Regions from separate parts of the Mus musculus genome. Here regions 1 and 2 are each linked to region 3. Evidence: chromatin loops called from intact Hi-C (ENCODE). Cell type or tissue: gastrocnemius. All regions are shown on one strand.

The links. A loop is a pair of places that touch in the nucleus more often than their neighbours do. Peaks named below come from ENCODE experiments on the same cell type or tissue, not always from the same donor. Only the 100,000 strongest peaks of a DNase experiment are listed, where the experiment ranks them.
Region 1: it touches region 3 in a loop (7-fold over the local background); 26 of 42 quality-filtered maps call a loop at or near these places.
Region 2: a loop joins it to region 3, with 4 times the contacts of the local background. A loop is called at or near these places in 2 of 42 quality-filtered maps.

Annotation. Positions count from the first base shown.
Region 1 is chr5:73,633,254-73,641,253 of GRCm38, reverse strand. Sgcb (sarcoglycan, beta (dystrophin-associated glycoprotein)) reads left to right here. Exons shown (of 6, transcript NM_011890.5): 3 at 386-571; 4 at 1,274-1,465; 5 at 1,740-1,871; 6 at 5,556-8,000. The coding sequence ends at 5,759. Among named protein-coding and RNA genes, the nearest start is that of Lrrc66, 4.8 kb to the right of the region's middle. In gastrocnemius, CTCF peaks have their summits at 3,348 (motif pointing right) and 7,899 (motif pointing right); DNase peaks (open chromatin) are centred at 2,765, 3,837 and 7,912; H3K27ac peaks cover 263 bases.
Region 2 is chr5:73,595,751-73,603,750 of GRCm38, reverse strand. No RefSeq gene overlaps it. Among named protein-coding and RNA genes, the nearest start is that of Lrrc66, 33 kb to the left of the region's middle. In gastrocnemius, a CTCF peak has its summit at 646; DNase peaks (open chromatin) are centred at 2,087, 2,323, 3,537, 4,330 and 1 more place.
Region 3 is chr5:73,537,088-73,545,087 of GRCm38, reverse strand. Dcun1d4 (DCN1, defective in cullin neddylation 1, domain containing 4 (S. cerevisiae)) reads right to left here. Exons shown (of 11, transcript NM_178896.5): 8 at 933-1,041. Among named protein-coding and RNA genes, the nearest start is that of Dcun1d4, 50 kb to the right of the region's middle. In gastrocnemius, a CTCF peak has its summit at 4,723 (motif pointing left); a DNase peak (open chromatin) is centred at 4,716; H3K27ac peaks cover 692 bases.

The DNA.
Region 1 (8,000 bases), 96 kb before region 3:
GATTCCCATCTGCTAAAATAGATAAGGCAGAGAAAGCCTTACTCGGTAAAGGAAGAAACACAATCTACATTATGTATGAATATGGAGACAGAGTCTAGATGGAATAGCTTAAATTGCTGAACATGGTTGGTTGTCCTTGGGGAACCAATGAGGGGAGAAGAGGAAACAGTGACACTGCCATTTATGATGGGCCTTCTGGCATGCCTAGCTCTCGACTGTGTGCTTAGGGTCTTGATAAAAACATCCTCTAAGAAGACCACCAGGTAGTGTGTCCATCTCACTGATTAAACACGTCCAGAGACCTCACACACTCAGAGAGCACTGCTGGTTGCTTCCGGGCGTGTCTGGTGCATGCCTCGTAAGAGCAGATATGCCTGTCTTTCAGATTACACTTGTCATCTGGGCGGTGATCCGCATTGGGCCAAATGGGTGTGATAGCATGGAGTTCCACGAGAGCGGTCTGCTGAGGTTCAAGCAAGTGTCTGACATGGGCGTCATCCACCCGCTTTATAAGAGCACGGTGGGAGGACGGCGGAATGAAAACCTGGTCATCACTGGCAACAACCAGCCAGTAAGTTTCCACACTGGGGGCAGTGTGTGGAGGAGGGGGGCATAGACGGCAGTTCTCGAGATATCCTACAGCTGAAAGCTGGAAATTGGTGTCTTCTCTTTTAAAATATGCATTAACACACAAAGTTATCCATATTCATAAGTACTCGACAGTCAGTAATATTGTTGGCTTTATAACCTTGCTAGAGTTAGGTATGCAATATTCCAGATCTTTTTTCCAGGAGAAAAACTCACTGGTGTAAGAATTTGTAGGTCACAGTTTTCTTTTCCAGATGACAAAGCCATTGTAAGAGCTGCCTCCCAGGTCAGAAAGCCTAGGTTCTGGGAATCAGAAAGAGAAATGCTACTCGGTGGCAGACAAGGCCCGGTGCTGCTAAAACACAGCACTTAGCCAAATGAAACCTCCAGGGTGTTCCATACCTCCGCCGTGACCGTCTTAGGGCCCAGCCGTGTTCCCTGTGACCTGTGCTGTTATACAGGGGGTCATGTGTGAGCAAAGGACTGTACAGACCTGCATTTTAAAGTTGTATATCATGCAGAGTCTTATGAACAGGTGCAGCTAAAGGGACCTGAGGTCTGGCTCTCACTGTCGCTTCAGGTTCTGTCCTTACTGCTCTGTAGTTCTCTTAAACCCAATCGGCTCCATCACTTTGTCTGTCGCATCCTTTGAGAACAGACTCACAATGAAGCACTTTTCCCCAAGATTGTCTTCCAGCAAGGGACGACCAAGCTGAGTGTTGAAAAGAACAAGACCTCCATCACCAGCGACATCGGGATGCAGTTTTTTGACCCAAGGACACACAATATCCTGTTCAGCACGGACTATGAGACGCACGAGTTTCATCTGCCAAGTGGGGTGAAAAGTTTGAACGTTCAGAAAGCATCGACTGAAAGGGTCCGGTTCATTCTTTTATCAATGCTAACGGGGGATTTGTCAGCAGCTACTCCCTGGGGGAGGACTTAGGCCACCTGACAACCTGACTTTCAGACCATTGGAGGGCTGCAGCCCTGGCCTTAGCCTGCACACACACTAATAAGTCCTCTCTTTGTGTTAATCCCCACAATTATAAGCCTGCCTTGCATAGTCCAGAGTTGAGACACCCCCTTCTCTATGATAACGATTCTCTCATTACCCACAAGCTCGCCTTAGCATGTGCTTTCATTTTTAGATTACCAGCAATGCTACCAGTGACTTAAACATCAAAGTCGATGGGCGTGCAATTGTGCGAGGCAACGAAGGCGTCTTCATCATGGGCAAAACCATTGAATTTCACATGGGAGGAGATGTGGAGTTAAAAGCTGTGAGTATTTTTTCCTGTGTGAATTTAAGATAATTAATTTTGGAATAGTATATAATTACATGTGGAGTAGTATGTGGAAAATGATTTTTTGTCATGATGAGATGTTCAAAATGGATTGTGAAATGAAAGAAAATTATAAAATAATTTATAAGATATTTCATTTCTTTCAGAGCATGTGCAGTTTATAAAATCTGGAAGAATAGAGTAAAATAATAATGTTTAGCTAAGAGTGGTAGAATAACAGGTGATTTGATTTGTAAGTGTGCTTGTTTGCATTTTTATGTTATTTTAAAAGGAGAAAAGCCATAACCCAAGCAGCCCTTCTGAGAGAGAATTCTAGGAGATCTAACCATGTGTCCCTGACGTCGCTGCTGTTGTTCCACTGTAGGTTATTCCTGTTCGTTTCCAAGCTTTGTGACCAAAGCTGTAAGAAGAATACTTGAATGGGGCCACATGCTGTTATCTGACACCTGTTAGCTGTGAGGGAGAAAGTCTGTCATCACTGTGACCCCAGCTTCACAGGTCTCCCCAAAGCTTCAGTCAGCCTCCTACTTCATACAGAGCAGCTGCAGCCTGCACCCTGCTTACTGGCCTGGACTTTCAGCTAGAATGGAGTTACCCGCTTGCCTCTGGGCACCTTGCTCATCTTGCTTCCCTAGGGCTGAGGAAATTTGTGCTACCAAAGAGCATAAGGCACTAGCAGCCTGAGCACTTAGAAGTCATTCTCCCCTATCAAAATAAGTTCAGTGTTATAATTCGTAGAAATAATAAACCTTAGGAAGGAAAGTAGGTGTTTCACTTTGGCAGTTCCCCAACTGTTTAATCCCATCTCGGGATGATAAGATGAGCATAAGCTATAACTCCTGCCAGAGGCGCCGCAGCCGCCCTGAGGAGGTTTCCACGGCGCTGTGGTAGGGCGCTCTCTGAGGAATGACAAGCAGCCACGCCTGAAGCTTGCAGTTGACACTGAAGGTCAGAGAAGGGAGGTCTGAGGCCTTTGTGTAGAGAACGTGTGTGAGTTACCTGAATCTTTCATTCTGCCCTCCAGAAAAGTCTTGCCCCACTCCACCTTGTCAATGTGACAGGTCATGAAATAGTCTGAAGTACCCATACCTACTAATTTCTAATTTGTATTGAAAAATACTCAGCTTTGTAAGTCAGTTGGTATCGATCATTCGAGTGCAAGCTAATCATTAGCAATAATTTTGCCGCACTACTTCCTAAATGTTAACTTTCACTTTTATTTTAATTGGCATGTAATATTCTTACTTCTGTGGAACATTGTATGTTTTGATGTATGTGCACATGATCAAATTAGAACAGGCAGCATGCACATTACCTCAGATATCTTCTAAGGCTCTTAGACAAAGAACATTCAAACCTATCTCTCCTGACTCTTAGTGCACAAATACTGTTAACACTGGGTACTGAATGCTCGGCAAGAAATATTTTCAAGAAAGTAAAACTAAATGACCACAAGATGGCAGCATAGAAACAAAATCTGAAACAGCCCTCACCACTGCATCTCCCACATGCAACTTTCAGAATAATATTGAGTGCTTTGTTCTGAAAATTTGCATGTTCTGCCAGTAAAATCCATGCTGGTATTCCAAATTAAATAAGCTCTGGAATATGAAATGGTTCCATTCCAAACGTTCCAGGCAAACGCCTGTACATAACAGTGACCATTCTATTCTGCCCTCTGACAGTCTTAAGCCCCTCCCTAAAGTGACGACCCCCATGCTTAAAACCTCTGCGTTGGCCTTTCCTGTTCAGGAGGGTTCTCTAGTCCAGCTGCCTGCCTCCTTTCCCCACTTCCACACCCACAGGCATCTGAACTCCTCAAGTGTGACATCCTGATGTCCTGGCTCCTCAGCAGACGTGCATTTCTATCTGTGCTCGGCCCAACTGCCACTGGCAAAGCTCAGCTCCACCTGAAGGGCCCTGCAGCCCCCAGCTGCTTCTCGCCAATGCAGCTTCTGTCTGTGTGCAGGCTATTGCACTTCCCAGACTGTTGGAGCAGCCTGCTGGCTCCCTTTTGCTGTTCGCCCATTAGATACGAGCTGCTTCTCTACCCAGAAACTTGTAGCCACCGACATTTTCTATGAGATGGAGTCTCACCTGCACCTTAGGCTGGCCTGGGCTCAAATCCTCCTGCCTCTCAAGTGCTGGATCGGAACGCTGGGATATAGATTTGTGCCACAGCGCCTGCTTCAGACCTTTTAAAAAGACCCATCTCTATCACCCTCTAAGTGAGCTTCCCTTCCAGATAAAGCCCTAAGTCTATCAGCTCAGCCCCCACTATTTATAGGTCTGCCCCCACTATTTCTTTGTCTCACATCCTTCTGAGCCCCTTTCCCTTAACTTCTGAGCGTCCTGTACCCTGAACCTACATAAGACACACCCTCACTGTGGCCTCCACTGGCGAGCCTTCCCTAGTGACCCACATGCCCCACTCACTCACACCTCCACTTCTGTTGGGATGCAAACGACTGTCTCTGGCACCTTGTGTAAACTGCAGTCCTCAGCCACCCACCCTCTGTTCACCCTGCTTGTCTTCCCTTGTAGCATTTATGCCCCCGCATGCCCTAGAGTTTCCTGTGCTGACTTATTATCTGCCTCCCTCCAGTGAACAGCACTCTATAAGAACAAACTTGGCTGTTGAGCCCATGTTCACTGTCATCGCCCCAGTGCCTAGGATGGCGTCTGGCAGGTGACAGCATTTAGTCATTATTTGTTAAATGGGAGAGAAGAAAGGAGAGGAGGAGGGGGGGAGACAAGAAGAAACTTACTAGTCTCTTGGGAGGCTGAGATGGCTCAGTTGGAGAAGTGCCTCCAAACAAGCAAGGAGACCTGAGTTCAGAACCATCCATCACACACCCAAGTAAAAAGCCACGCATGACTGTGCCACGAGCCTGTAATCCTGCTGCTAAGGCTGTAGAGGCAGACGGATCAGACAGAGTAGCTGACTTGCCGAGCTCCAGATCCAGTGAGAGAGACAGAGACAGAGACAGAGACAGAGACAGAGACAGAGACAGACCTTGCAATAAGGAGTATGATAGCCACTGACAAAGGCATACATGTTCAACCTCTGAGCTCCATGTGTGCACATGCTCACACAAATGCTTGAGAGCGCGCGCGCGCGCGCGCACACACACACACACACACACACACACACGGTCTTAAGAGTGTACAGATGAGAATGATTCTGTAGCTATGAGTTTAAATAAGAAACCCTCAGTTTTTTTTGAAGGCCTAGTCTGATAAACTACATAGTTTTAATATTTAATTGAATTTCTACTAACTAAATTTAATTTCCTATAAGAGAAAAATACTCTTCTCCCCCAATCAATATCAACATCAGTCAATAAGTAAAAATTCTCTGGAGTCAAAAAGTGAAACTTACCCAAGACTTTGTCACTGTGCACAGGCTGTGATCTTGACTCGTGCTGGCGTGCTGAGTTGTAGGTTTGTGGATGTACAATATGGGCTGACTGGGCGAGGGGTCGCCTTTGAATCCTTGTGTGTATTGTGACTTTGCTGTGCCACAGTTGGTTTGATCATGGCTTTACTCTCTGACTGCCAACTCCTCCTCCTGCTAGTTCCTAAGTCCTGTCTAGTTTAGTGTCTCTCTTTCGTGCCCGCTGGTGGATGTGACTGAACCATGTTACTGTGTTCCCATAGGAAAACAGCATCATCCTCAACGGCACGGTGATGGTCAGCCCTACGCGCCTGCCCAGTTCCTCCAGCGGGGACCAGTCAGGGAGTGGTGACTGGGTGCGCTACAAGCTCTGCATGTGTGCAGATGGCACACTCTTCAAAGTACAAGTAACAGGTCACAACATGGGCTGCCAGGTCTCAGACAACCCTTGTGGGAACACTCATTAGACGGTGCATCCGCAGGGCTCAGCGCGCTCAGATCTGACTTGACCTTCCCCTTTTTAAGAATGCATGTGAACCATGTTTGTACAGCGTTTGCCATAACTTGTAATTATTTTACCTGGGGAGCACCACTGTGTCTATTATGTACTCTCCATATTTAAGGGATCTTGAGTGCCTACATTCTAATACATTTTAGTAAGTTGCACTGATACTCAACAGTTCTCTAAAACAATGATGAGAAATTAATAAAATAAAATTAATCTTTGAAGTGTTTTTAACATTCTACTATATCTTGTCCTAGAGGACAAAGGGCTGAAGTGGTTGAGACACTCCATCAGTAAGCCTTGGTCATTCTAAGGGAGAGATCCACTAGAGATGTTTGGAGAGACAGGGACACTGTGCTCTGTCTTTGGTTTTTAAAAGGGAAGGCACAGATTTTTAATGCATTAACCCAAAGCTACATTTTCACAAACAAGTCATTAAGGAGCTTTCCATATATAAGCTTGTAAGAAACTATGTTTCCTTAGTTTTGCACTAAAGAAAATACTGTCATGGTATGTTTACTTGAAATAATGATACATGTATTTACGGTGTGTGGACGTTAAACGCAATCACAGTTCTCACTCTCGTGAGCAACAGAAGCCATCATCATCAGGCCTCTTCTTGCTGAGCACTGTCCTGGGTGCGATACACTTGATCTCTCTGACTCCCACTGCACCTCTCTAAGCAAGGGCTTCGATCCCAGCTTTACCCATCAGGAAACTGAAGGTCAGCGAGGTTCAGGATGCTGCCCCATACTATACAGGGTTGGGAGTCAAGTACAATTCCAACCCAGGTAAACCTGATTCCAAATGTGTTTCTGCCTTTTTTACTATCTACACTGAATTTTCAACTATTTAAAACTCTCAAAGAATGGGAAAAACCTAATCCTAATTCACCTAACAGGTAAAAAAACAAGCATGTGTGCTACTCTAGTTAAAATGCCAATGCTAGAAAAACATGACCAATCACTGTCAGACTTTAAACTCTCTTGAGCCAGTTCTAAGATGTCATTCAATAGACAGACCAGCTTGGTCTGCTTGTCATGTGGGAGTACCTGAATGAGTTATAGAGAAGCTGGCATACTTTTCCCTAAACCCTGGGGAAGCTCAGTGGAAAGGGGGGAAGCTAGGCCTCAGTAGGTCCTGCTGTCCAGAGGTTGTTCCTCCTGTGTCCCATACCAGCATCACCCTTTAGAAGAATTCTGTGTGTGCCTAGAAATTAATATACACGAGAATAAAGGGTGCTAACTGGAAAGATGACGCAGGTCATTTTAGCTAGGTATAAAACCTTGATCTCTGCTCCTCACCTCAGTCTCATTTTAATTAATTACAGCCCTCAAGCCAGTTGATTCTTAGTACAGTTTATACTTGATTTAAAAGGAATTTCTTGGTATTACTAAGAAACATGGGATTGGGGATGAAGAATAATGCATAGCTCCAAAGCAGACAGTAGGGAGGCACCATGGGCCTAGCTACAGAGAAGGATGTTGGTACTCTGTCATGGTCACTTAGAACTGTGTGGGTAAAAAATGAGCACATAAAACAATTCGTGTTCACTGTTGTCACAATTCTGTCAAATGAAAAAATGAAATACCTTATAGACTGTGAACTCAGGCTAAGGTGAGAGTTGACTGGAGACCAGACACTAAGTGCAGATTTTAGATGTAAAGAAAGAGAGCAATTTATACCTCTGGATATATTCAAGTATTGTTTAATAACTAAATAATGCTCAGAAAAATCACGCTTGGAATTCTCATGTCCATGCTCAGTGTATTTTTAAATTGTACATTTGTTTCATGTTCTATTTAAATTTGTTTTGAGAATTTCTTTAAATAAATATTTTTACTAAATCCACAGAACCCTATATTACAAAGTATTATTTACTGAATACAATTCATGAGAAAAAAGTGTATTTTTACGTCTGTGGGAAACACTTGTGTTTTGATACATCTCCATTGAGCACTTTGAAGTTTGAGCATATCCTGCTGCTCTGTAAAGCGCGTGGTTACTAGGTATGCTATTTTAGACTGCATTTTGGGTAGACCCTCTGACACACTGACCTGAAAGCAGAGAAGCGGAGCTTGGTGCACAGTGAAGCGGCACTGTTAAATCTGGCCACCAGGGGGCGTATGCCTTCTCATGTGTTCATTTCTTCGGTTTTGAACATAGCACACTGAGAGGACTTACTGCAGCGCTGGGGAAGGTA
Region 2 (8,000 bases), 59 kb before region 3:
GATATTCCAGGTTCTTTGTGTTGCAAACCCAAAGAGTGAATTTCACAGATAATGAAGATAACTTTATGAAGCTTCAATATCTAGAGAGAGCAAGTATAGCAAGTAGAAGGGGGCCTCAGGAGAAAGTTGTCTCTGAGGGGCTTTGTCCAAGAGTTAATGAGACATTTGACTAAAGAAGTAAACAAGTCTTTGAAATGGCCAAGGAATAAGGAGAGATGGGCTGGTCAGCCCAGCCGGCCCAACCACAGGTCCCACAGAGTGCCCATGTGCCTCTCCATCCTTGTGACTGGACTGAGATTCTGGCACAAGTCTTCAAGGACCAGTGAAGTGCCTCTTCGTGCATAGCTTCCAGACAGCTGTGTTCATTAGGTTGCTATGCAATAGAAGAAGATTAAATAGATACGTACATAAATAACCTAGGACATGAGCCAAACCAGTGCCACCTGGCCAAACATTTCTGGCATTTGCAGCCAGATCAGAATAACCATGGACTCAAGGGTGCTGCGAGAGCAGGTTGATTTTGGAGGTCCCACCCTAACCATCTGTCAAGTTTCTTTTTCCCCATCATAAGGGTGAAAAGATGGAAGTTTCAGCCCAAGAAGTGAAGGCTACTCCCTCCTTCCTCTACCTTGTTCTTCTTCTTAGGCCCTTGGTGGACTGGATGATGCTGTCTACCACATGAGGGTGGTGGTGTTCTTTACTAGGTCTACTGAGTCAATTGCTAATCTTTTCCAGAGACAGCCACTAGGCACACACAATAGTGAAGCTTTGCCTGCTACCTGGCTACCCCTTTGCCTGAAAGACAAGAAATCGACCATGATTCTCTCCATCCTGCATCCCTCACTGTGCAGACAGCATGGCTGCTGAGATGCAGATATGACCACGTGGATTTCCCTCCTGCCTGTTTCTATAAAACTCCACCTAACTCTGTTTCCAGACCATGTCACATCCATGTCACATCAGCCCCAAGTCTTCCTTCTGAACCCTCCAAAGGAGCCTCCTTTAGCTGACTAGCATCTACACAGGGCTCAGCTTTCTTGTTATCTCCTTGGGGAACTGTTAGACCCTAGAATTAGTTGGATTCCCTTATTACGACTCTCATTACACATCGTTAATTTTCACAAAGAAGACACGCATCATGTGTACAATTAAATGATTATACCATGACCACCAGCTCAATGTCTGTCTGCCCTTTTTATACCAGGAGCTTCATGAGAACAATAACAACAACAAAACCCCGCATGTCTGTCTCACCGAGACTTCACATTTAATAGCTTCTTAATATATGCATTTATTGAGTAAATAATGAAAAAGCATTCTCTGTAGTACAGACCAGGGAATTCCATGATCGAGGGCCCCGCTTCTCATACAGCTTGCTTATTCTTTATTACATCCTGCCTGCTTATGACAACCTGAACCAAGTCAGCCAGTCAAACAAATTCTCACTCTTACAAACACCAGCCTCTGTACTGACATGGACTGAGCTGTGCTGCAGTCTACTTTTTGCATTGTATGTCTGGTGTTTCCAACGCCCAGCATCTATCTGTCTACTCATTGAAGACTCCACTAAAGGCACATCTCTTCCATAACTCTTTTTGTCCTTATTCCACCCAGGTAGAAATGACCACTTCATCCCCACCCCCACCCCCACCCCCACCCGGGCCACCATAGCACCATTCGTCTTGTGGAAACGACAAGACTTCATATGGCTTGGTTGGAACCCACTAGACTCTTCCATTAGCCAGTCTCCAACTCTTGATGGATAGTGAATGTCCACTGGAGTTTCAAACTTTTGGTGTCCCAGAACCAAAACATAGACAGAGACACATGGGACGTAGCAGAAGCAGGTGGAGTTTATGGAGAAGCCATGTGCGTCTGGGAGCAGAAAGGGGCCAGAGCTGGGAGGAAGTTTAGAGGCTCGGTGACAAACACTGTACAAACTGCTGTGAACTTTCATATCGCAGGCTTTGGGGTCATCCACACAGCCTGGGCCTTTTCTGTTCATGCTCTATTTGTTACATGTGGGCCTTGGTGGCAAAGAGCCTCCAGTCTCTGTGCCAACCATTCCTTTAATATGCTAATGTTGACCTCACTCACCATGGTACTCCCCTGCCTCACACCAGTTGGGTAGGATTCAGCTTCAGTGTGGAATCAAAGAGGATCCATTCGCGAAGCTCATAGAAAATTGTACGTGGGGCTTTGTCTCTATTGATTTGTTCTCTTGTTTTCTTTTCAACTTCCAATAAAAGCTCTCGTGGTGTAGCAGAGATGGCACGGGCACCACAGCTCAGCAGCCGGATTCCTCAGCAAGCCCCTAGGCTTCTGTGAGAGCACATTTAACCGCCTCTCAGTGTGCCTGCTGTCAGCGTGGCTGGGACTGGAAGCCAAAATTCCAGATTTTGACACTCTCAAGTCTCAGCCTGAGTTCTGTGGAGCCCTCTCCCTCGGCTTCTTCTGTATTTTCCCCCCTCTGAGTTTATGTCTCCAGTTCTGTTATCCCCCAGACGTTAAACATCTTGATTTGATTCAGGTTGCTCTTTTGCATTTCTATAGGAGAATTTTATTATAGGAAATTATAACAGATATATAGTTAGATATATAGTTATATATATAGTTATATATATATATGTGTGTATATATATATATATACATACATATATATAACAAATATAATTTTGTTATAACAAATTTTCCTCAGTCTTACAGCCCCATACTAGCATGTGGTAACCCCAGAAAAGCTTTAGAGCACAATCCCTGGTATGACTTACCCTCCTCCATTTCCAAAACCATTAAATAACTATGTCTTGGCACAGGCTGATACCCCACACATGAACCACAGCAGTCTCACTCTCTTTGAAGATCAGCAGGTGTCACAAATCACTTGTCCTTTACTGTCACCTCCCAGTGAAGTCCCTTGGGTATCTGATTGACAGCATTTCCTCTGCATCCTCTAGGAAGGTAGCAGGTGTGAGGTCTGGGACTCCATGTCCATGGTTGTTTTGAGTGACCATATAGGGGCAGGGCAAAGTCACTGGAGTAACCAGGATGACCAGAAGTGGCTATAGGAAATACAAAACAGTAAATAAATTCAAACCAGCAAGACACTCACACATTTCTGGTCTATTTAAAATACAAGCCCCACTCTTCCCTGGGCTAAAGGCTATCCTTGAAGCACTTTCAGATCAAAGGAGACAAAGTGGGTGGGGTAGAAATTCCCACGTATTGTGAATAAAAAGGTTTGATGAAGGTCAGCGGTGCCTATAGGAGACTCTGCTGCCAAATAGAGACAAGTGTCAGGCTTATGTGCCCTGGTCTCAGAAGCCTATCTGCTAGCAGGAAAGGGAGAAAGAGCCCATCAGTTCATTTTCTGGGAATCTCATATTTCATATTCCAGGAGATCAGAAAAAGACCTATTTCTCGCTAAATCCCATTTTTGCACCACCCTTGTCCAGATGCCCACTCTAATGTTTCTCTACCAGCTCAAATTTCTAGGCAAAGTGGGCAGCAACGGAATGGCTATATCCCAAGGCTTTGCAGACTGTCACAACAGCCTAGCAAATGGCAGCTGTTCTTTGGTCACCACAGCCAAGGACATCCCAAGCACAGATAAGAAACTGGCTCAGCCTTTGATTATTTCATCCACTTCTGTGTGTGAGAGTGTGTGTGTGCATGTGAGTGTGTATGTGTGTGTGAATGTATGTGTGTGTGTGTGTGTGTGTGTGTGTGTGTGTGTGTGTGTGTGTGTGTGTGTGTGTGTATTCATAGGACTAAATGTGAATAGCGTTCTTGTTTATTTCAGTAAATACAACCTGGATGTAAGTCCTGTTATTTAAAAAGAATATTCTTAATATTTTCCTTTGGCTATCACTACTGACTAGCTTTTTACAGCTCAACATAATTTTAATTCACCATTATTTTCGTTTTATTTTTAGATGTCCAAATGTTCACAAATGGACCCATAGGGTACCCATCCCCCCACCCCACCCCCCTGCCACCTTAAGCTATTTTCTGTGTCTTTCTCTGTTATTCCCGAAATATTATTGGTTTTTGGTAATAAATATTTCAGTGCAGTCCAGAATGTTCCTCAAGAATGGAAATTGCTCTCTCTCTCCAGGGAGCTCTGCTTTCTTTTAGTGGAGAATAATGACTTGGGTTTTTCTGCTGTGAAATTTGCATCACTGAAAAGGCTCACATTCTGTGAATCACACACTACAAGCCAAGAGCAGACCAATCAGAGGTAACTACTGACAGGGGCGTGGCCTCAGGAACAGAGTGCTGAGCAGAAGTCACTGGTCCCTTGGAAATCATAGGAGACTACCCCAGCAGGCAAGGATGCACCCATCAGCTGCTGTGGGGGAGGGGGCTCAGTCAGTAAAATGCTCTCTGCACACATGCACAGGCCTGCAGTCCCAGTGCTGGGCAGGAAGGACAGAAGGATCCCTGGGGCTTGCTGGTCAGCCAGAATAGATGAGTTCCAGGTTCAAAGAGAAACCATCTCAAAAAGGATGGAAAACAATCGAGGGAGATGCTAGATGTCAACCTCTGGGCAAACCTGTGCACATGCACACACACACACACACACACACACACACACACACACACACACACACTCGCTACATTCACATAAGCCATGGAATGGAATATTGAGGCAGTTGGAGCAGAGCTGTGGGATGCCTGGACAACGTACTGGGCAGAAAGGACAGAAGGGCTAGCATCCTGAAGGACTCCGTGTCTAGCATTTAGTCTAAGCTTCACCACACAGTTACCTGGCAACAGCCAGGTAAGCCTGACCCACTATAAAAGGGTCTGCTTGCCACTTCCTTGCTCTCTTGTTTTTTCTTGATCTTTCTGTTTCCCTTCCCCCCTCTCCTCATTCCCTTTCCCCCCCTCTCTCCATGTGTTCATGGCCAGCCTCCTCTACTCCTCCTCTCTTCTCTTCTCTTCTCTTCTCTTCTCTTCTCTTCTCTTCTCTTTCCTCTCTCTCTCTCTCTCTCTCTCTCTCTCTCTCTCTCTCTCTCTCTCTCTCTCTCTCTCCCTCTCTGCTTCTACTACACTCTCAATTCCCCTCCCCATGCCCTGAGTATGTCTGGTCTCTTGAGGGGAAGGGATGGGCCTGCCGAGGCACCCCCTTCCCCCACACCTCCATAGAACATATCCCCACTCTCTTTATCTTTTTATAAACACAACACTCAGTATAGGAAATCCCTAGGCACCAGAAGTGGCTTGGCATGGATACATGCCTCTCTGTGTGTGTCTTGTGTGTCTCTGTGGGCTTCCCTGGGGCTGAACTAATTAACATTATTGAAACACGCTTATGAACTATCAGCCTTCCACCTCTCTGCATGTAAAGCATATCTGCTCCTCCTGATCCCGAATCTGAACTGGCCTGCTTTGACCAAGGGACAACAGATGCAGTGACACGGCAGGGCCTCTGAAAATATTAGGAGGTGCTTCGAAACCTTGGCTGGGTGTCTTGGAATGTTCTGGATGAAACCAGCCACTGTGTGAGGGATCATGATACCCTAAGACAACCAGGCTATAAGGAAGTGCAAATTAGACCACTGCTGGGGTTGGGAGACATGAAGAGAGCGTGCCTCACCAGCTGGCAATTGATCCCGACAGCCTAACTTGGGTACTGTTGAAGATTGCCTCTAATGCTTTGATTCCATCAGGAATCTGCATACCCAGATACTAAAGGTCCTATTCTCTAGTTGGTTTTTGATCGATCAATAAAGATGCCAACGGCTAATGACTGGGTATGGGCAAGAATGCAGAGAGGAACGAGGGAGGTTCGACATTATTCGGGCCAGAAGGATGGAACACAGTAGTGGCAGGAGATAAAGCCAACAGGGCATGTGAGATTTTGGGTAAGTGGCAACTTCCTTGATTGAATCCCGGGATAGAAGGGGAAGGTTTAGGAGTGCCCAGCCTTTGAGGTAGCCAAGGCATTTAAAAATAAGCTAATATGTGTGTGTTTTATTCATGGATTCAAAGATAGCTCCTGAGCAGGTGAGCTTGCCAGGAGCCAAAGTGGTGTAGCCAAAACTCACCACAACAGGGTACCCAACATGTAATTATGACAATGGTTTCTGCCATGTCCATAATTAAATAATATGATAAGGTTTATATTAAAAATAAAGTAGCTCATTGTCAATGTAAAACACAGTTCTCACCTCAAAGGGAATAGGAGGTAGTTTATTCTAAGCCAAATGTAAGTGACTATGTCCCATGATCCCAGATTCATGTCTTTCCAGACAGCATGTGGAAGTGTTGCACAAACTTTTAGAGTCACAGAACAAAATAAAGTCATAGATCGAGGCATACGCCAAGCACTCCAGACTACGGTACATCTGTGATCTTACAACAAAGAAGAGAAATCCCTGTATAGGTTTCGGATGTTGGCTGATAACCTGCTTAGCTTTGCAGCTGGTGGTCTGCTAAGTTAATGCATTCCTTTATCTAATAGTTAGAAAGATGTTAGATATAGAGGGAGGTGGGGAATGGCTACTAAAGATAGCCCACAAGATTCTGGATATGCAGTGTTGGTCTTCCCACAGTCGTGAAGTTCTCTTGAGTCGATCAGCTTTGAGGAGTCTTCAAAGGAAGCATGGCTTTCTTTTTATATTTTCCCTTCCTGGAACTTCTAAACAGAAGAAGTTTGCATCATCGGCCTCCAAACTCTGAGAAATAACAGCAGGTCACTGAAGCTGCTCAGTTTGTTTACACCCAGTTAACCAGAAAATAGGTCAATATTGTTCTGGTTGATCTTGTCAGCTTGACTAGACTGAGAGCTCTCGTGGAGCTTAGTGAGGCACATCTCAAATCTGTGATGTGTCTGTGAAGACGTCTCCAGGGATGCGTCAGTCACCAATCCTCAGGGCTCTAATCTCGTGCCTGGGCCTTCTCCATGATGGATTAAGTTGTCTTGGCATTATTGAGAGAAAGAGAAAGATGAGAGTGGAATCTTGATGGAGTCAGCAGGCCATTGGGGGTCCATCCTTGAGTTCAGATCTTGCCCTGATCATCTCTTGTACTGATCGTTTCTTTCTCTGTACTTCCCGTTATGATGTGGGATGTTCTACTCTTACCACCACGATGGATTGAACTTTCTGAGACCATGAGCTTTCAAAACAAATCCTCCATTCTTCTTGGTTGTTTACTTCAATGTTTTATTGAAGACATGAGGAAAAGTAACCAGTGTAAATACACAGTGCTAATTATTAAAATCAGGTATGAGAGCACAAATAGCTCTGAATGCTGAGTTGGGGACAGGGCTACAACAGGGGAACAGCTAGAGATGATCTCCTTAGCATGCCTGAGTGCATATTAGTAGTAATTTAGTGTCGGGTTTGTTCTGTGATATACCTAATACAAATTGCAGTTCCCATCCCAGACCCTGATTTTAAATCCCTCTCTTATACAATTTGCTGAGGCAAGGTAAATGAAGGCTCTTGAAAAGTGCTGTGCCTCCCATCAAACCTTCTGTAAGGAAGGGTGCTGAGCTGATTAGAACTTCACAGTAGAGAGGTTACAATGTTGCACTTCCAGAGCCACTTGACCCTGGAGCATCTTTAGACCTTTGAATAGTCTGTGAGTTCCCTCTTCTGTACATGGCATCCCATCTGTGTGAGCATTAGGTAAAGCCTTTGGAACACATAAACAGACCCCTAATTTCCAATCAACCAACAGACTAAGAATGCTGTCAGATGAATCTGATGCCGATAGCAGGTGGCTTCCTATGGATAGAGAGCTGTGCTGTCTAGTAAATGACAACTTGACACAACTTAGAGTCATGTGAAAGGAAGAAACCTCAATTGAGAAAATCCCTCCATAATATCTGGCTGTAGGCAACCTATCAGGTGTTTTCTTAATTGATGATTGGTGGGAAAGGGTCCAGCTCATTGTTGGGGGGAAGATTCTATCCCTGGGCTGGTGATCCTGGGGTCTATAAAAAAATAAAAGCCATGGGGACCATGACAGTAAGAAGAACCCTTCCATGG
Region 3 (8,000 bases):
AACTAGTACCCTGCGTCCTATGTATAATACATAAACACCACTCCATCAAGCACCACGTGGGACTCTCGGGCCCTCCATCCCTAGCTTCAGTTAACTCCATTCACACCGTGACTCCGTAAGGCCGCAGTTCCAGAATGACATGAATTACGACTCCACATAGCACCACTGACGGACGTTCTGCTGCAGACTATAATTCGTCATGGAATACATTTTTGGTGCTAAAACTGGTAAAGCCAAAGAGTGAAGAATAAAAAAAGGTCAGCACAGAAAAGAGAAGAATCATTCCTCACTCTGCTGGGAATAAATAAATAAATAAGAAAGGAGGGAGGGAAGAAATATAAAAAATGCAGCCAACCAAAGTCTAGTCATCTAAACCCAACAAACACCCAGAGAAGATACTAATCTGGAGTAAAGTATAGCTATAAGGGCTGAGGGCAGGTCTCTATGAACACACCACCGAGTCATTTGGAATTCACTCCCTGAAGTGACTAGGTTTTTATTCACCCGTGTCACAAACATGGCCTTGAATAGATAAATCAACAAACAGGAAATCAGCCTTGGCTTAGGTTCATACTCTTTCCTGTGATCATCCTTCAAAGTGAAACTGGATTAGCTACGGTCAGTGTTCTAGTCTTTCTAGGGGAGAAGCTCTGTTATGTGAAAACCATCTGATGGTTCTAAGCACCAGACACAGGGCTCGCACACAACCTGCTCCTAAGCCCGTCGCAGGAGGTGTTCAGTGGCAGCCACTGGAACTTCCAGCTGACACACATATTGGTCCAGAATCAGTTTTTCAAAGCATTTAGAAACACTAGCTCATGGCCTGGGAGTAACTTTTCAAGGTCTTTGCTGCGGTGTAAAAAGCAAATCTCCAAAGGTAATAAAAGAGGGGAGGGAGAGGGGAACATCTGGACAGGCTCCAGAGAACTCACCCGTGCAAAGTCAAACGCGTATCTGTAAATGAGCTTAAAGTTTGTTGTATCGTTTAATAATGATCTTAAGTAATCCAAAGTAGTTCTGAGTTTTTCTGTTGTATCACATCTAGGAAACAGAATAAAGGTAAATTACAACCTGAGTGTTTTTTTTTTAATTGAAGTAATTAACATAAAAACCAAAAGAATAAAAAGCTGGAGACGGGACTGTGTCTATAATGACCAGTTGCTCTCTGTACTTTTTAATAAATGTTGAAGGCATAGAAGAGTGCCTACACAGCAACCCAGCACAGCGTTACACACTCCCCTTCACACTGAAGCTCTTCTCACGTGTGTACACGTGTACTGTGCCACCTGAAAGCCTCAGTGACATTTCCCATCAACCCTGACACCAGTTCAGAGTTCCGCGAGTGTCTACTTCCTCAGCTTGCAAACAGCCAGCGCCGCCTCTAGCTGCTCTACAGAGCGCCTTCGTAGTTGCTTTTAGAGACCACTACAGTTGTCTCTGCAGCGTGTCACTCTGTCAAGCAGGTTCCCCATGATCACACACATAGCTGATGGGAACATGGCACTGTGTGTCCTTATGTCCTTTCTGGACATACCATGAGGAACCTTGTCACATCAGGCTGAAATTAACTTGTATTAATGCAAGGAGGGATATGCTCCAAATTCTCCATTTATTATTTACTTCTGTGTATTATTTACATGTGTGTGTACATGTGGGGGCCGAAGATCAGTTTCAAGTACCACTCCTCAGGTGCTCTACACCCTGTGTTTTGAGTCAAGGTCTCTTATTGGCCAGAGATCTACCGAGTGAGCTGGAATGGCTGGCCGGTGAGCCCCAGTGCCCTGCCTGTCTCTGTCCCCTGTGCGGGGATTTACATGTACACACCACTATTCTTGGCTGTCTCTGTCCCCTGTGCGGGGATTTGTGTGTATATACCAGTCCTTGGCTTTTAACATGGGGTCTGGGAATCAAACTCAGACCCTAGCCCTGTACAGCAAATACTTTGCCAGCTGAGCCTCCTGCCCAGCCCCAGTGTGCTCTCCTAGCTATGGAACACTAAGCAGCCCCTGGCTGCCACCTTAAGACTGTGACTGCCCAGTTCAACTTTTTTTTCAACTTGCTGTTTTCCTGATGCCTCAATTTATCCTTAAGTCGTCTGTACATAAGCTTACAGATTAGACATTCTAGTGCAGAGACACTGATCCTGCCTGTGACTTGGGGACGTTCAGGTATATCAGTGAAAGCCCTTCATGTCTTCTGCTAGTGCTCTTCCACGGCCCCTAATAAGACACCTGTTCCGGGGTCCTAGCCACTGCAAGCACCTCCGCCCCAGATCCCCCATGCCTCCCCTAGCAGCAAGTGCAGCAGGGCTGGATGGCCACTGAACACCTCCCCTACCCAAAGCAGCTTTACCTCGCTGCTAGGCTCACATTTGAAGACGCAGCACACGGATTCCTGATCCTCCATCCTCCTGTGAGGAGCCCCGGACAACACTGTTCTCACTCTGGGACTTAAGAGTTGCCATTTCTTTTAATTTGGTGTGCTCATCCATTGTGGATTTGAGTCTCTGCAATGGGGACTGTCCAGTTTGGGCAGTGGCCCTTGAATCTGGCTGCATCCTTCTCATGTGTGTCCACCAATCTCTGCACACTTCCTCCTTCCCTGGCACAGAATTTCCTAGCCCCCATTTTGTTCTTTCTCTGCTTCAAACTTGAAACCAGCTGTTTCTCTAGGGAGCCCTGCTGATGACAACCTGTTTTTGCCAGTAAGTAACAGTGTTTACCTTTGATGAGGAAGCACACTAATTAGGTATTTTTATAAAATAACTTTGGGTTTTTTAAAAAGATTTATTTATTTTATGTATATGAGTACACTGTAGCTGTACAGATGGTTGTAAGTCTTCGTGTGGTTGTTGGGAATTGAATTCTTTTTAGACTTATGCTTCCTTCAGTCAACCCCTCTTGCTCTGGCCCAAAGATTTGTTTATTATTATACACTGTAGCTGTCTTCAGGTGCACCAGAAAAGGGCATCAGATCTCATTACGGGTGGTTGTGAGCCACCATGTGGTTGCTGGGATTTGAACTCAGGACCTTCAGAAGAGCAGTCAGTGCTCTTAACCGCTGAGCCATCTCACCAGCCCCACAAATTAACTTTGTTTGCAACATGTAAGCCTTAAAAAATGAGAACCAGGCTAACAAGATTGGGGGGGGGGGGTCACAGTGCTTGTTACACAAATTGGTGACCTGAGTTCTATGCCAGGAGCTTACTTAACAGTACCAAGTCCTCCTCTGACCTTGTAATGAATGGTGCACTGAAGTTGCTGAGAAGTTGGCTCTAGGAAGAGGGGTGGACTGTCCTCTGGTCCCAGTCCCATCCTGCGCAGCCCCTGATCAAACCCACTTAAGTGTCATCTTTGTCAGGGGAATGGGCTGCCTTCCCAAGTGAGGCAGGGATTATGGAGAACACTGAACAGCAGGCAAGGTGCCCTTAAAGAGCGCTTGAAGGCAAAGCTTTTTCCTCACAGAAGTTACTGTGGTTTGTTTACCCAGTACTAGGAAAGTGTCTAACGGGAGGGGACGGAGGGGTGTGGGAAAGGCTGGAAGCTCGGGGTGGAGGTAGGGAGCCCCACTGGACTGCCTCGGCCTCTCCAGTGGGTTTCCAGCTGCTATTCCTGGACTGCCCAGTCAGGAAGCAATGCCTTAGTAGGGCTTCCCAGTCAGTGCCTGGGGGATGTGTGAGCTCCTGACATAATGACTTACTTTCCCGGTGGTTTTGTTCTTTTCCTTGGAAGTTCAGCGAGGGGGCTCAGCTCTGTCAGGAACTCTATCAGGCATGCCACTGGCTGCTTTAAAAGGGCTTCCACAATCAATTCTGCTGGATAGTTTGAGCCTTCAGTTTGATGTTTGTTACTGACTATAGTTATTCTTTTACTTTCATTTGCTATGATATACTTACTGAACTCACTCGTTCAAGGCCAAAAGAAGAGCTATACACGCCTCCCACAGCCACTGTGAAAACTTTATATGGAATCCTACAAACAACAGAGGCAACCTCCTACCATGGGAGAGACCAGGCTTGCACCCTCGACAGCTCTTCGGAGCTCTCAAAATTGGGGTAGGGAAGGAAAAGAGTTGAGAAGCTGCGAGTCTAACTATAGACCTAGTGTCAGAACCCAAATGAGGATGGCAGAGACGAGTAAAACACTCTCGACAGCATGGGGGTAGGTATCCTGGGACACAGGAGTGGCAGCTGGCTTAGGCTTATTTGGCGTTGGTTGTACTATTGCAGAACCAAGACCCCAGTAATTAAAGAAAAAGTAATAATGTTACTCGTACTGAGGGAGGGCTTGGAGAGGGGGCAGCTTGTCCATCCAAAGCCATGTAAGGCTCCTAGTCGGCACAAGAAAGGAAATCTAAGGGACACATCTAGATGGGCTGTTCAGTCCCAAGCAACAGATTCAGGTGCAGGAACCTGAACAGAGAGACCTGCTGGGAGAGAACAGAGTGTGTGGGGGTGCTGGGACACAACAGTGTGTGAAAGCAAAACAAGACCTGTGCAGGCCTGGGTGACCTTTCTCCTAGAGAGAGACACCTGCAACTCATGGCCAACTGTGAGAAGTGAGCAAGTCTCCTATACTAAATGTGATCAAATGTCTACCCAAAATTCCACTTTGTGTATCCAGTGGTACTGTTCCATCTATCACAGGGCTCTTTGTAAAGCCAGAGCTCATGCCAATAAGAAGACAGGGCTCAGTCGCACTGCCTGGAACAACAGGTTGCCACCTAGTGGCCACCCAGCAAAGACCCTGTCAGAGGGAAGGGACAATAGACAAACAGAGGGCTTTCTGGAAAGTGGCTGTATTCCCACCTCACACTGGGTAATCACAAGTGTATTATACAGGTAAGTCTCAAAGCTCAGTGAGTGAAGCCCACTTCCAAAAGCTTTCCCCACGGCCCTCCACACCACCATCCCTTCACTTGGCCACCAGAGCTTTACACAAACACTGGCTACCGTTCTAAGCCCTCCCCAAACTCAAGGCCCTTCTAGTTCTGACAGATCCCCACTGTGGGGTAATAACCGCCCTGAGAAGCTGTCTTTTCACCACCAAAGGTTGGACTGCTAGTCTGTACCTGTGTCTGCCCCTCTCTCTCACTCATGCACGCCACCAATTTGTGTGCTGAAATCTTAATTCCTCAAGGTGACTGTGGGCATTATGCCGAGGATGGCTTTACCCCAGGCACACAGGGAAGAATGCATTACATTCAAGGGTCATTAATAACAAAACCACAGTAAACAAGGGCAAGGGAGGATGCGAAGTAGTTAGGAGGGAGATGGGTGAGGGTCACCAGGAGAAGATGGGAAGAGTAGTCAACTGTTAGGAGCAAAAGATATACATGCTTCATAAGATTTTAAACAAGCAAGTTAAAAATATTTTTAAATTTTTGGAGGTGAATTTTGGACTGAGTCACGAAGGCAAAGCCTCTGTGAATGGAACTAATGTCCTTAAAAAGCAGCCTAAAGAAACTCATTTGTCCTAACCAGTGGGTGAGCACACAGCCATAAGGCACTCTTTGACAAGCCAGTTCCAAGCGGTCCCTAGATTCCAAAGCTGCTGGAGCCTCGGCCTATAGCTTCACCCAGAACTGTAAGCAACAAACTTCTGCTATATCAATTTAAATAAAGTAAAATGTGTGTCACTGCATAGAAATGCAGGTTTTTATCATAGGCACATGGGTTCCAACTTGAATCTAAAGTATTTAACAGGACATATTTAATAAAACAAAAATGACCAAAACCCAGGGGAGAGATCTCAAACAGAAGACAAACTAAAAAGACAGACCACTTCCATTTCAGTCCACACAGCCACTTCCCTTTGAGGTTTTCTGTGGACTAGGTAAACACATCTTACAAGCACAGGACTTAGTGATTCAACTAGCAGAATGACTAATATTTCTGAACTTTTAAAGTATTATTTCTAAGTCCTGCCCCTAATGGACTTTGACTTGGTGACAAGTCACCTTCATGGTCAACCTGGCTGCACTTAGAATCACCCAGGAAGCGTAACTCTCAGTGCCTGCTGAAGGTGTTTCCAGAGAGATGACTCAGGGGTGGGCACCCACCACGCTGAGTGTGGGCAGCAGCACCCCCGGGGCTGGGGTCCTGAATGGGACCAGAAGGAAGGATAAAGATGACAGTGTGGTTCATATGCATCTGGAACGAATTTATAGGAGGAATGTGGAAGAGTTTAAAGCTGCAAAGCCTTCAAGGCTAGCAAAGTTCATAAGCAGAGCTTACCCGGCAAGCCTGGTCAAAGTGTGGAAGACTAGAGTGCCAAGGAGGCACATAGGAACTCACCGGCTCTCAGGAGGGCACGTGGGTGGGGGATGGAGCTTTGGGAACTGGACTGGAGATCAATCATATTTGCCAAGGAACTGTCACACGCCTGTTCATGTCCTAAAAACCTGAAGGCTGAGTTCAAAAGTAGTGGTCTATTTTGTCTATTTCAAGACAGTGTAAAATGTTCAAGCTGTGGCGTGGCTCACGTGTGTTCACCTACGTTTATTTACAGTCAAGAGAACAGGAAGGAAGGAGCGTGAACACGGCTAGAGGTGAAGAGTAGCCACTTTGGCGAGGGTTCAAACCATTTTAATACTGGGATCAAGACCACAACTGAGCACTGCTGACCAGCTGGAGCTGTACAGAGACACTGCTCAGCAGAACCCTCAGCCTGGGTCACACTAAACACACTTCAAAATGCAGCAATGCAGACTCACTCGAAAACTCTTATTTGGAGAGCGACTGATTCAAGTGGCACCAGGAAGGAGGCCACCTAGGAATCCTTAGGAAGGTCCTTCCCCAGGTTCAGGGGCTGCTGCAGCTCTGGTCAGGTTGTGTTTAGAGCTGGCAGCACAACTTGGCACAGGTGCTATTTTTTAGGCATGCACAGTACAAGAATTACGGAGTCAGCCAGGCGGTGGTGGTGCACGCCTTTAATCCCAGCACTCAGGAGGCAGAGGCAGACGGATTTCTGAGTTCAAGGCCAGCCTGGTTTACAGATTGAGTTCCAGGTCAGCCAGGGCTATACAGAGAAACCCTGTCTCCAAAAAACAACAACGACAAAAAAAAAGAACTACGGAGTCATGGAGAGAGAACTGCCAAGGTTCCCTAAGGATGCTGACATCAGGCAACATGTAGTAGAAAGGAGATTCTGCCCAGAACTCCGAGTGGGCAGTGCGTCACGCAGTGGAACTAAAGCCCGTGTTATGATATAGATTCCGAAATCCCACAGATGGCAGCCAGGAAGGTGGGCATGTTTACTGAGGAACCTTTGCAAGTACAAGGAGAGCTGGCCCGAGAGAGACACCATTTGTTCCACAGGTGACAAGCAGAAGGGGGCGGGGGGTAGCATGGCTACTCCAGCCCAGTGGAGCGCAGAGAAAGCCATTTCGAGCCCTCAGATCCTGGGCACGGAGCTTCAAGGTTTTGTGTCCATTTAGGGTTTCTGGTCTCACTTAGGCTGATCTTTCCTGCTATCCTCCCAGTTCCCTGTTTTGGGAATCAAAGTGTTTATTCTATATCATAGTACACTGGAAGTATGTTTCTTAACTTTCTTAATTTCACAGGGCTCACAACTAACCGACTGCCTTGACTCTCAAAAGAGAATTTTGGACATCTAAAAAGTGTTGGAACCCTGAGACTATGAAGACTTTTAAGTTGGTCTAAATGCATTTGGCATTCTGAGGTGGCCATAAGCCCAAGCAAAGTGTCCACCCAAGCTCATGTTTGAGAGCTTCCTCTCGAGCTAGCGGCATGGTTCTGAGGGGCTGTGGAGCTCTCGGGAAGTGAGGGCAGGCTGGAGGAAGCAGACCTGCATGCCTCTGCTGCTAGGCCTTCCCATGTCAGACATCTACTCATGGCGTGTGCCAACATAAACCTCTCCTCTCTCTGAACTGCTTCTTGCATTAGTTAGTTTTCTGTCATTTTGATAAAAGGCTTTGATCAAGGTAAGTGAAGGGAAGAACAGGTTTATTCTGGCTTACGATTCCAGAGGGCTAAGAGT